Linked DNA regions of Homo sapiens: region 1 is linked to region 2. A link is an interaction called in ENCODE POLR2A ChIA-PET data of the cell type or tissue named here. Cell type or tissue: HCT116. All regions are shown on one strand. Links, peaks and the distances in the headings refer to the core of each region. The heading gives the core; the rest is flanking DNA. Region 1 overlaps MAGI1 (membrane associated guanylate kinase, WW and PDZ domain containing 1). Region 2 has its middle 62 kb from the start of MAGI1.

Region 1 (5,386 bases), core at 87-5,086, 160 kb after region 2:
AAAGCCATTGGGAAACAGTTCTTATTTCTGAGGATGTTATTTTCTTCATTTATGAGAGAAGCCAAACTCAAGAGCTTTAGACTTTAAAGTTGGGGTTTTCATTTCAGTGGTGTTCAAATAGCAGTGGTTCTTAAGGGGAGGTGGGGGTGGGGATGTTGTCCCCATAGGGGACAGTTCACAATCTAGACTTATTTTTGGTTGTCAAAACTGGGAGAGTGCTACTGCATCTACAGGGTAGAGGCCAGGGATACTGCTTCAACATCCTACAGTGCACAGAAGCAATAACTAGCGCCAAATGTCAATAGTACCAAGGCTGAGGAAGCCTACTTTGGAGCAATCTGATGCCGTTTTGTATTAGTGAACTGTCTTGGTTTTAACTAGGGGCAATATAATTCTTTTTTTTTTTTTGAGACGGAGTCTTGCTGTGTCACCTAGGCTGGAGTGCAGTGGCTCAATCTCGGCTCACTGCAACCTCCACCTCCTGGGTTCAAGCTATTCTCCTGCCTCAGCCTCCCAAGTAGCTGGGATTACAGGCACCTGCTACCATGCTCAGCTAATTTTTGTAGTTTTTAGTAGAGATGGGGTTTCACCATGTTGGCCAGGCTGGTCTCGAACTCCTGACCTCAGGTGATCCGCCCACCTCAGCCTCCCAAAGTGCTGGGATTACAGGCATGAGCCACCGTGCCCGGCAGGGGCAATATAATTATAATTCTTTGTACCTTGGTTCCATTTATAGTTTTTTTCTTGAATACTGTTTCATGTGAAATTACAAATTTTGAGGGTGGAAGCAGGGGAGGGAAGAGGTGACATCTGGTGTCAGTTGCCAGGAAAACTGTAATACCTCTTAGAGTTTCCCTAATTGAATATGACGGGATGGTTTAAGGTTTGGGGTTTGTGAGGAGTTGAGAGATCTTCCACTGAAACGTGCTATGAACAAACTAAATCATGGTTAATACCTTGTGGGTTGCCTCTGGATTGTGCAGTCTGATACGCACTTTGGTTACATTTATTTTGTTTACTCCTTGTAGTAGTTCCATAAAATTCAGAATGTTACCAATACTAAAGCTGAGGAAACAATCTCAGTAGAAAAGTAATGGGACCCGTGTTATAGACTGAATGTGAATCTCCCCAAAATTTATATGTTGAAATCATAACCCTCAATGTGATGGTGTAAGGAAGTGGGACTGTTGGAACCTTTGGGAGGTATTTAGATCATAGGGGTGGAGCCCTCATGAATGGGATTAGTGCTCTTATAAAACAGACCCCAGAGAGCTTTCTCACTTTCTTTTCTGCCACGTGAAGATACAGTGAGAAGATGGCAGTCCATATCCCAGAAGAGGGTCCTCAGCAGAATCTGACTGTGCTGGAACCCTGATCTTAGACTTCAGCCTCCAGAGCTCTGGGAAATAAATTTCTGTTATTTATAAGTGACTCAGTCTATGATATTTCGTTATAGCAACATGAACGGACTAAAACATCCCCTAATTTCTTGTGAGAGTGTGGCATACAGAGTAAATTCTTTGAGCAGCCATTCCTAGTATTGCTTTCCCTAAGCGCTCTCTGCTTTGCTTGGAATAAGAGGTAGGAGGGTTTGGAGAACACTCCCCTGGGTGTTATTCTAGTGCTTCACTGCTTTCCCTCTTAAAGGGCGGCCTAGCCTAGCTCCTGGCACATGTTTGCCAGTGATGTAGAAATTCTGTTTCTAAGGATTAAAGAGGTAGGGATGAAAATAATTAGGCAACTTGCAGCCTCTGCCACACTCATATTTCAAGATTCTTCTTTGATTTTTTTCATTTTAGTCACTTAATGATTCTTCCTTCTTGTTTTATTCTTCCTTGATCTCCAGGGACTGTAAAACAATCCAGAAACTTAGTAATATTATGAACAAGCATTTATCAGCTGGCCACAATGTGCTTATTAATGTTCAAATACTATGAGGAATGTCAGCTTTGCTCCCCAAACCTTGTTAGACTCAAACCCTCATGAGACTTGATACCATGACTACTAATGTCCTTTTATTCCCCAAATCGATTTCCCTTTCCTTTCTTACTGGGTTTTAGATGCAGATGACACAGTCCAGGGAAGATCGGAGGGCCTGTCTGAGTATGGAGAAGTACGAGCTGGTATTTTATATAGCCTATGACACTCCTACTTAATGACTTAGATGGGCTCATAATTTCACATTCACCATTGAAATATTTTTTCTGAAGTTAGAAAATGAACCATCGTTAGGGCTATTTGACAATATTTCTTTGGGATACTTTTCCTCATTCAGTTTGTTTATGAGTAATTTAAGATCCACTGTCATCATCTACATTTAGCTGTTGGTAATTTGTGCGGAGTTCACATTGAGTTATTGATTTTACCCCCTACAGTGTAAACATGAAAGACTATGAAATAATGATCTTGCTGGTGAAATGTTTGTATATTTTTTAATAATGAGGACTAAACATTTGGCTGTATGAGTCTTCCTGCCCATAGGAATAGAAATGTGGAAACCTGCAGGAGATACAAAAGGCATTTTTTTTAAAAAAGGGAAATAGAAAGACTCTTCATGTACAACTGTAGGGCCACAATAACTTCAAAAGAATTTATTTCATTGATGACTTAGTAGCCCATTTAATGCATAATCCATGTTAGTTCAAAGTAAACTAGTTTATGTGTTTTTCTTTTTCTTTAGCAATATAATTTTAATAAATTGATTTTGGGATGGGGGCGCAAACGAATTACTAGTGCTAGTGTTTTACTCTAGTGGCTGAGGTCTCCTAAATTAATGAGTTAAACAGGACAGGATATAGCATCAGAAGAGAGTTCCTGCTGTTTACCTACAATGGTTGCATCCTCACTAAAAAAATATGCACTGCCCTCTGCTACAAAGACACCCACCAGTTCTTTTGTCTTTGAGGACTGTTTCCCCTTGTGCTCTGCCAGTCTATCACAATAAAATGATTTCAGTGATGTGGTCTCATTGCAGGAAATGTTTAATGAGTCTCAGGAAAACTATAAATAAATCTTAGGTCATTGTTACACCGAAGAACATCTTCAGGCCTTAGATAATTAGGATGTCCCGCCTAGGTTTATTACGAGAAATCTTCATTCAAAGAGGTGCATGCTTGATACTTTATTTTAATTTATTTTATTCTGGGCTTTAAATTGTCCTGTCTCAGTGCGGAAAAGGAAGAAGTGTCAAGTCTCTTGGCGAGTAGGGAGGTTGTCATTTTTAACAATGTCCTTATAAGATGGAGGGGACATTCAGAGGTTGGTCATCTTGTCCATCTCCAGCCTGCAAATATTAATAGTACTCGAATCACCTTGAACAGATAAGTGAGAACAGAGCTTGTTGTTAAAGGTCCTTAAAGACCTTTATTTATATTAAGTTAATATATTTAATATAATATTTATATTAGTTCATTTAATATATTTATATTAATTTATTTAGTATAATTATGTTAATATATTATAATATTCATATTAATTTAATATAACATTTACATTAAAGCACATTTCAAAATTGTTTCCCCAAGTAACATTTTAGTTAACTTAAATGGAAAGAAACTGTTCCTATCCACTGACCTAATTCTTTATTTCTCATGGAAGCTCTATTTTTATTTGTAGCTTAGGTAATTGAAGAATGTTCTTGGTAGCTTGAAGTCTGTCTTCCTTGTATGCACTTGGATTTGATAGGAAGAGTGATCATATTGACCCATAATATGGAATATACTTTTTAAGGTCAAGTTATCTGGTCAGCCATTTATTTCCTAATAGAGTATTGCTTGATCCGTATTCTCTTGATTCTGATAATGTCTCTTTTTCTTTTTTTATAAAAGTACATTAAAAAAATAAATGCCATATTTTATTTTCCAACAAACGGAATGATAGCCTGATTAATTCTTATTTGGGCTGGAGTAATCATCTAACAGAACAATGTCCCTTAGGCAAAATCTTACTTAATTTTGGTGTAGTTTCATTACTTATCTCTTTCCCTTTTTTTGGTGTCAAACCTTACTGTCTGCAGTGGCTCTTCTGCTTGTCAGAAGTTAATTAAGTTGTAACTAAAAAAACCCCAAAAAACCCACAAAATAAAAGAAGTGGCTTAAAAATTCTATTTAGCAGGTTAGGCATAGCCAGTTGTGCTTGTGCTTATCCAAAGCAAGCCACCTAGCAAACACACATGCACCCTGATGGCTTCACACCGCAGAGGCTGCCGGTGCCTGTGGTCAGACCATCATCCACAAATTGCTTCACCAGGGGAGTGCTCTCAGCCCCTGACACAACCTCTCTCTTTCTCTGTGGGCCTGTGGGCCACCTCCAGGAAAAACCTGACTTCTAAACAATTTCCTGGTGAGCCAGCTGGGGAAGGAGAGGATTTCCGTAGCTGAACACTGAGCACGGCCATTCAAAACAGACAAAGCTAGCAAGCGTTGGAAATCTGAGGCAAAAGGGCAAGGGAGAAGTGTCAGGGTGGGGCTGGCTGAGGTCTGCAAATAGGCTGCAAGAGTTTTCAAGGTGTTTGTCAGGCTGCCATTCTTTTGACAGCTCTTCAAAATCTCAAACAGTAATAACTTGCTATTGGAATTCAGATTTCAGAACATAGGCCTCCTTGTCTATTGCTAGTTTATTTCCCTGATGAGATTCTCTTCCTGGGACAGTGGGTGTGGTGTAGGGTTTGCTCTTGGTAAGCTATACAAAATTGTTAATCATCAGGAGGAGATACTGTCTGTGGAGAAAATTAGGTAGAGATTAAAACAACCACCACCACCACCATCACCACCACCACCACCATCACCACCACCACCACCATCACCATCACCACCACCATCACCACCACCACCACCAACAACAACAACAACAACTTTGAACCTGAGCTCAGTGGCGCACACCTGTAGCCCCAGCTACTCAGGAGGCTGAGGTGGGAGGATTGCTTGAGTCCAGGAGTTTGAAATTGCAGTGAGCTGTGATTGTGCTACTGTACTCCAGCCTCGATGGCAGAGTGAGACCCTGTCTACACACACACCACACAGATACACACACACCCCGCACGAGACTTTGAAGGTGTAAGGTACTTTGGAGATTGCCCTCTTCTATAACTAACATATTAAAATGTACCCACCTTCCTGATGAAATATAATATATATATATCTACATAAGATTTTTTTTTTTTTTTGAGAGGGAGTCTCTGTCACCCAGGCTGGAGTGCAGTGGTGTGATCTTGGCCCACTGCCTGAGTAGCTGGGATTACAGGCGTGTACCAGCCACACCCAGCTAATTTTTGTATTTTTAGTAGAGACGGGGTTTCGCCATGTTGGCCAGGCTGGTCTCGAACTCCTGCCCTCAGGTGATCGGTATGCCTCAGCCTCCCAAAGTGCTGGGATTATAGACGTGAGCC
Region 2 (5,386 bases), core at 56-5,055:
TCTGTCTCTATGCCATTCCCCAGTGAAAATAATAAGGGTGTCTTGGCTGCTCACAGTGGCTCATGCCTGCAATCCCAGTACTTTGGGAGGCCGAGATGGGAGAATCACTTGAGGCCATAAGTTTGAGACCAGCCTGGTCAATGTAGCGAGACCCCATCTCTAGTTTTTTATTATTAAAAAGAATAAGAGCTTCTTAAAGAAATGATTGATTCCAGCACTGGGGCAGGAAAAGCACAAGACGAGTCTGGAACATCTTATGGTTGCAGAAAGTAGACACAGGAGCAAGCATGAAGGCAATCCCAATGACCAAAGCTGGGACAATGTGAGCAACAAACACTGGCAGTGATGGGTTATAACACAAAAAATAAAAGAAAATAACCGTGAGTACAGGCTGACACTAAATGAATAGTTGGTAAATAAATATATAACATATATAATTATAAAACAATTTTAAATGTACTTATTAAATTATATTTAGTATATAAAATTTAAGTAACACATTTAAATATTAAGTATATAATTGAATAAAGAAGTAAATGGGGGCTGGGCGCGGTGGGTCACGTCTGTAATCCCAGCACTCTAGGATGTCAAGGCGAGCAGATCATTTGAGGCCAGGAGCTGAAGACCAGCCTGACCAACATGGCAAAACCCCATCCTAAAAATACAAAAAATTAACCAGGCGTGGTGGCGCATACCTGTAGTCCCAGCTACTCAGGAGGGTGAGGGACGAGAATCACTTGAACCTGGAAGGTGAAGGTTGCAGTGAGCTGAGATCGCGCCACTGCACTCCAGCCTGGGTGAAAGAGCAAGACTGCCTCGGAAAAAAAAAAGTAGGCCGGGTGCTCACGCCTGTAATCCCAGCACCTTGGGAGGCTGAGGCGGATGGATCACTTGAGGTTCAACACCAGCCTGGCCAACATGGTGAAACCCCGTCTCCACTAAAAACACAAAAATTACCCAGGTGTGGTGGCGGGTGCCTGTAATCCCAGCTACTCGGGAGGCTGAGGCAGGAGAATTATTTGAACCTGGGAGGCAAAGGTTGCAGTGAGCTGAGATCACGTCACTGAACTCCAGCCTGGGCAATAAGCAAGACTCAGTCTTTAAAAAAAAAAAAAAAAATTAAATGGGGAGAAGGGATACCTCTTTCTTACAATAGAATTCCAATTCATAAATGTAGAAGGAATGATCAAAGTAGAGAACCACTATTTGGCAAACAGCAATAATGGGTGCTAAAATTAGTAGGTAAATGTATGATGAGTAACAAGATATTTGCATCATTTCAAAATATCTCCCAACAAGATATTTATTAATTAGAAAGGCAGAAATAATAACTTTAAAGTTGAGAGATCTGGAAGATATCGCCTTTATCATGTGATCAAGGCTAACATCACTACCAGTGAGACATCATCATGTACCTCCAGATAGTAAGCACTAAGAAGGGCGTAAGATCTCTGTCACAGCATTGCCAAAAATGCATAGCCTGAATTTAATCATGAGGAAACATCACACAAACTTAAATTGAGGGATATTATATAAAATAACTGACCAGCCTCTTAAACTGTCATAAAAGACAGGAAGGACAGAGGAACTGTTCCAGATTGCATTAGGCTAAAGAAACATAACAACAGGATACAATGTGTGAACCTGGCATTGATCCTGGACCAGAAAAAAAGATATTCGTGGAAAAATTGGTGAAAGGTCTACAAGGTCTATAGAATTCTATTGACGTTAATTTCCTGGTTTTTATAAGTATTTCATGACTTGGGAAAGGTGAGTGAAGAGTAGGCAGGGATACTTTATACTACTTGGCAATTTTTTTGTAAGGCTGAAATTATTTCAAAATGAAAAGTTAAAAAAAATTTAAATATTAGTTATCCTTGGAGGAAGTACCAATTAGGAAGAGTATGAGAAAACCTCGGTGCTGGAAATATTCTCCATCTTGATCTGGGTTGGAGGTATGTGGTTGTATACTTTATTTACTTACTGATATTTTTATTTTTATTTTTTGAGACAGAGTCTCATTCTGTCGTCCAGGCTAGAGTGCAATGGTGCCATTATGGATCCCTGCAGCCTACACCTCCCAGGCTCAAGCGATCCTCCCACCTCAGCCTCCTAAGTAGCTGGGAATACAGGTACATGCCACTATGCCCAACTAATTTTTTTTTTTTTTTTTTTTTTGGAGAAACAAAGTCTCTCTATGTTGCCCAGGTGGTCTCAAACTCTTGAGCTCAAGCAATCCTCCCTCCTCAGCCTCCCAGTGTTGGGATTATAGGCATGAGCCACTGCATGCTGCATGTGTACATGTTTAAATTATGCAGAGCACTGAACACTTAAGATTTATGCACTTTGCTATAGGTACGTTATTCCTGAATTTTTCTAAGTGTTGATAAAAACCTACACAGATTTACTTCAGCCAAGTAAAGTTAAAGAGTAAGGCTGGGCGCAATGGCTGATGCCTGTAATCCCAGCACTTTGGGGGGCCAAGGCTGGTGGATCACCTAAGGTCAGGAGTTGGAGACCAGCCTGGCCAACATGGTGAAACCCTGTCTCAACCAAAAATAGAAAAATTAGCTGGGCATTGTGGTGGGTGCCTGTAATTCCAGCTACTCAGTAGGTTGAGGCAGGAGAATCTTTGAACCCGGGAGACAGAGGTTGCAGTGAGCCGAGATAGCGCCACTGTACTCCAGCCTGGGTGACAAAGTGAGACTTCATCTCAAAAAAAAAAAAAAGTTGAGGAGTAAGCTCAGTGATTTACATTGAGCTAGGCTCCATAAAAGTCCAGAAAACTGGATGCAGCGGCTCATGTCTGTAATCCCAGCATGTTGGGAGGTCAAGGTGGGCAGATCACTTGAGGTCAGGAGTTCGAGACCAGCCTGGCCAACATGGTGAAACCTTGTTTCCACTAAACATACAAAATTAGCCGGGTGTGGTGGCATTGATCCTTCATGACCTAATAGCAGAGGAAATTATAGTACCATTCTAATTTTTTTTAAAAGATAAGGAAACCAAGTCTCAGGGAAATGAGAAGACATTGGCCCCCCAGCCAGAAACTGGCAAAGCAAGCATTGCCAAGCTGGCTGTGTCTAACTTCCAAGTCCAGAACGTTTCCTGCATCCCACATTGCCTCAAACAGGAAGATTTTGACTTTTATTTTTTAAAAAATGAATTCTGAGTTATTTTCTATAGCTGTAATTGTTAAAACCTGAACTCTGGTCACATTTAGCTGCATGCTATTTTTAAAAAACCACAAAAAGGAACAAGATAATGTCCTTTGCAAGGACATGGATAGAGCTGGATGCCATGATCCTCAGCAAACTAACGCAGGAAAAGAAACTGAAATACCCCATGTTCTCACTTGTAAGTGGGAGCTGAACAATGAGAACACATGGACACATGAGGGGAAACAACACACACTGAGGCCTGTCAGGGGGCTGTGGGGATGGAGAGCATGAGGAAGAATAGCTAATGGATGCTGGGCTTAATACCTAGGTGATGGGTTGATCTGTGCAGCAAATCACCATGGCACATGTTTACCTATGTAACAAACCCGCACATCCTGCCCATGTACCCGAGAAATTAAAATAAAAGTTGAGGGAAAATATGCCTAATTAAAGAAAATTTTGGACACTTAGTTCTTTTTTATTTAAAAAAGAAAATGAGACTTCAAATATTGGAAGAAAAACCTCAAGTCCAGCTTTTATCAACTAGACTTTTTTTTCTCCTTTGGCTAACTTTTGGGTTTCACTTCATTAACTTTCCCTTTAATTTAAGTTGATCTATCACTAATCATAACAAGATAATAGAACAAGTTCAGATAGACTCACTGCCAAGTCAATGGACAATGACTAATTTCTTAGCAAAGTGCTTCTTTGTATTACTTTGCCACACATATTAGAAACTGGTCTATTGCACCTCAAACATCTTTTATTGCAATTAGTCCAGGAATCCGGAAATCACCTCAATGGATTCATGGATTCACATAGTTTAGCTGTGTCCTCTGTGGGCTGCCTATTGTTTAAGACCACCAGCCTTAAAATCTGATATACCTAGTGCAAGTCCTGGGTCTGTTGAGTTGTTGTTGTTGTTTTGTTTTTTTTCCAATGGTATACCTTGGGCAGTGTATTTAACTTCCCTGAAATCTAATTTTCTTATCATTAAGGTGAGATAACTATTACTCCTTACTGTCCTTGGGTTGCTGGAGGAATAAATGAGATAAAGCCTGTAAAACACTTCGCATATTCCTTGGCACGTAATCATTGTTAACTATTATTATTATCTGACACTAATCTAAGCTGACTGGTATTATATTCATTGTTCAATTGCTCATTCCAGGCGGCTTCACTGAGGACCTACTATGCACAAAACACTTTGAAGGATATCCTTTTATTATGTCAAAGCAAAATAATTTTACTCTGGAATTCATTCTAAAGACGGTGAATGTCACAGAAACAGAAAACCAAATACTGAATGTTCTCACCTGTAAGTGGGAGCTAAACATTGGGTACTTATGGACATAAAGATGGCAACAATAGACACTGGGGACTACTGGCTGGTGGAGGGAGGGAGTAGGGGCAAGGGCTGAAAGACTGTTGGATACTATGCTTAGTACCTGAGTGACAGGATCATTCATAACCCAAACTTCAGGATCACATCATATACCCAAGTAACAAACCGGCACTTGTACCCCCTGAATCTAAAATAAAAGCAGAGAGAAGGGAAGGGAAGGGGAGGGGAGAGGAGGAAGGAAAGAAGGAAAGTTGTTGAGTGTGTGTCTACAAAGTACCAGCCATGGTATCAGGTGTGGGGAAAACAGTGGCAAATAAGACAAAGTCCCTGAGCTCCTGATGCTTATGTTCTACTGAGAAGAAATAGACAATAAACAAGTAAACAAAAACACAAGATGATTGCAGTCAGTGGAGAAGGTAAAACAGGTTTACGTGATGGAGAGTGCCTGAGGGAGCCACTGGTTGTCTATGGAAGCCTCTCGTTTTCTGCCCTTTCTGCCCTGACCTCTCTGATTGCTTAACTGCTCGAGGAGCTCGAGCAGACACATTGGAATGGAAGTAGGAGACACAGATGGAAGGGGCTTTGATACTGGGCACCATTCTTTCTACACCAGCTTCTCTTGTCTAAGCCACTGTTATTTTGTGGTTTTGGCCCTCATCATCTAGCTTAATAATAACCAAAACAGTTACTTTCTTCTGAGGACATTTCAGCTCCCAAAATAAACAAATATGAAAGTCTGGAAGAAATTGAGAGTTTGATTCATAAAAGTAGAATGTCAGAAATTACAAAGTACAGTAGTAACAATTTAGGTATATTTTGTGAGTATCTTTAATTAGCATTTATTGATTACTAATTTGTAAAGCATCATTCATATTCTTTT

The links. ChIA-PET counts read pairs that join two places held together with the same protein. Peaks named below come from ENCODE experiments on the same cell type or tissue, not always from the same donor. Only the 100,000 strongest peaks of a DNase experiment are listed, where the experiment ranks them.
Region 1: POLR2A ChIA-PET joins it to region 2 with 5 read pairs; 2 of 35 experiments call an interaction of 5 or more read pairs at or near these places.

Annotation. Positions count from the first base shown.
Region 1 is chr3:65,936,369-65,941,754 of GRCh38, reverse strand. All of the region lies in intron 1 of MAGI1 (membrane associated guanylate kinase, WW and PDZ domain containing 1), which reads left to right. All of the region lies in intron 1 of MAGI1-IT1 (MAGI1 intronic transcript 1), which reads left to right. Among named protein-coding and RNA genes, the nearest start is that of MAGI1-IT1, 15 kb to the left of the region's middle. In HCT116, for the core only: no CTCF peak of the experiment used is centred there; no DNase peak of the experiment used is centred there; H3K27ac peaks cover 3,994 bases.
Region 2 is chr3:66,098,336-66,103,721 of GRCh38, reverse strand. No RefSeq gene overlaps it. Among named protein-coding and RNA genes, the nearest start is that of MAGI1, 62 kb to the right of the region's middle. In HCT116, for the core only: no CTCF peak of the experiment used is centred there; no DNase peak of the experiment used is centred there.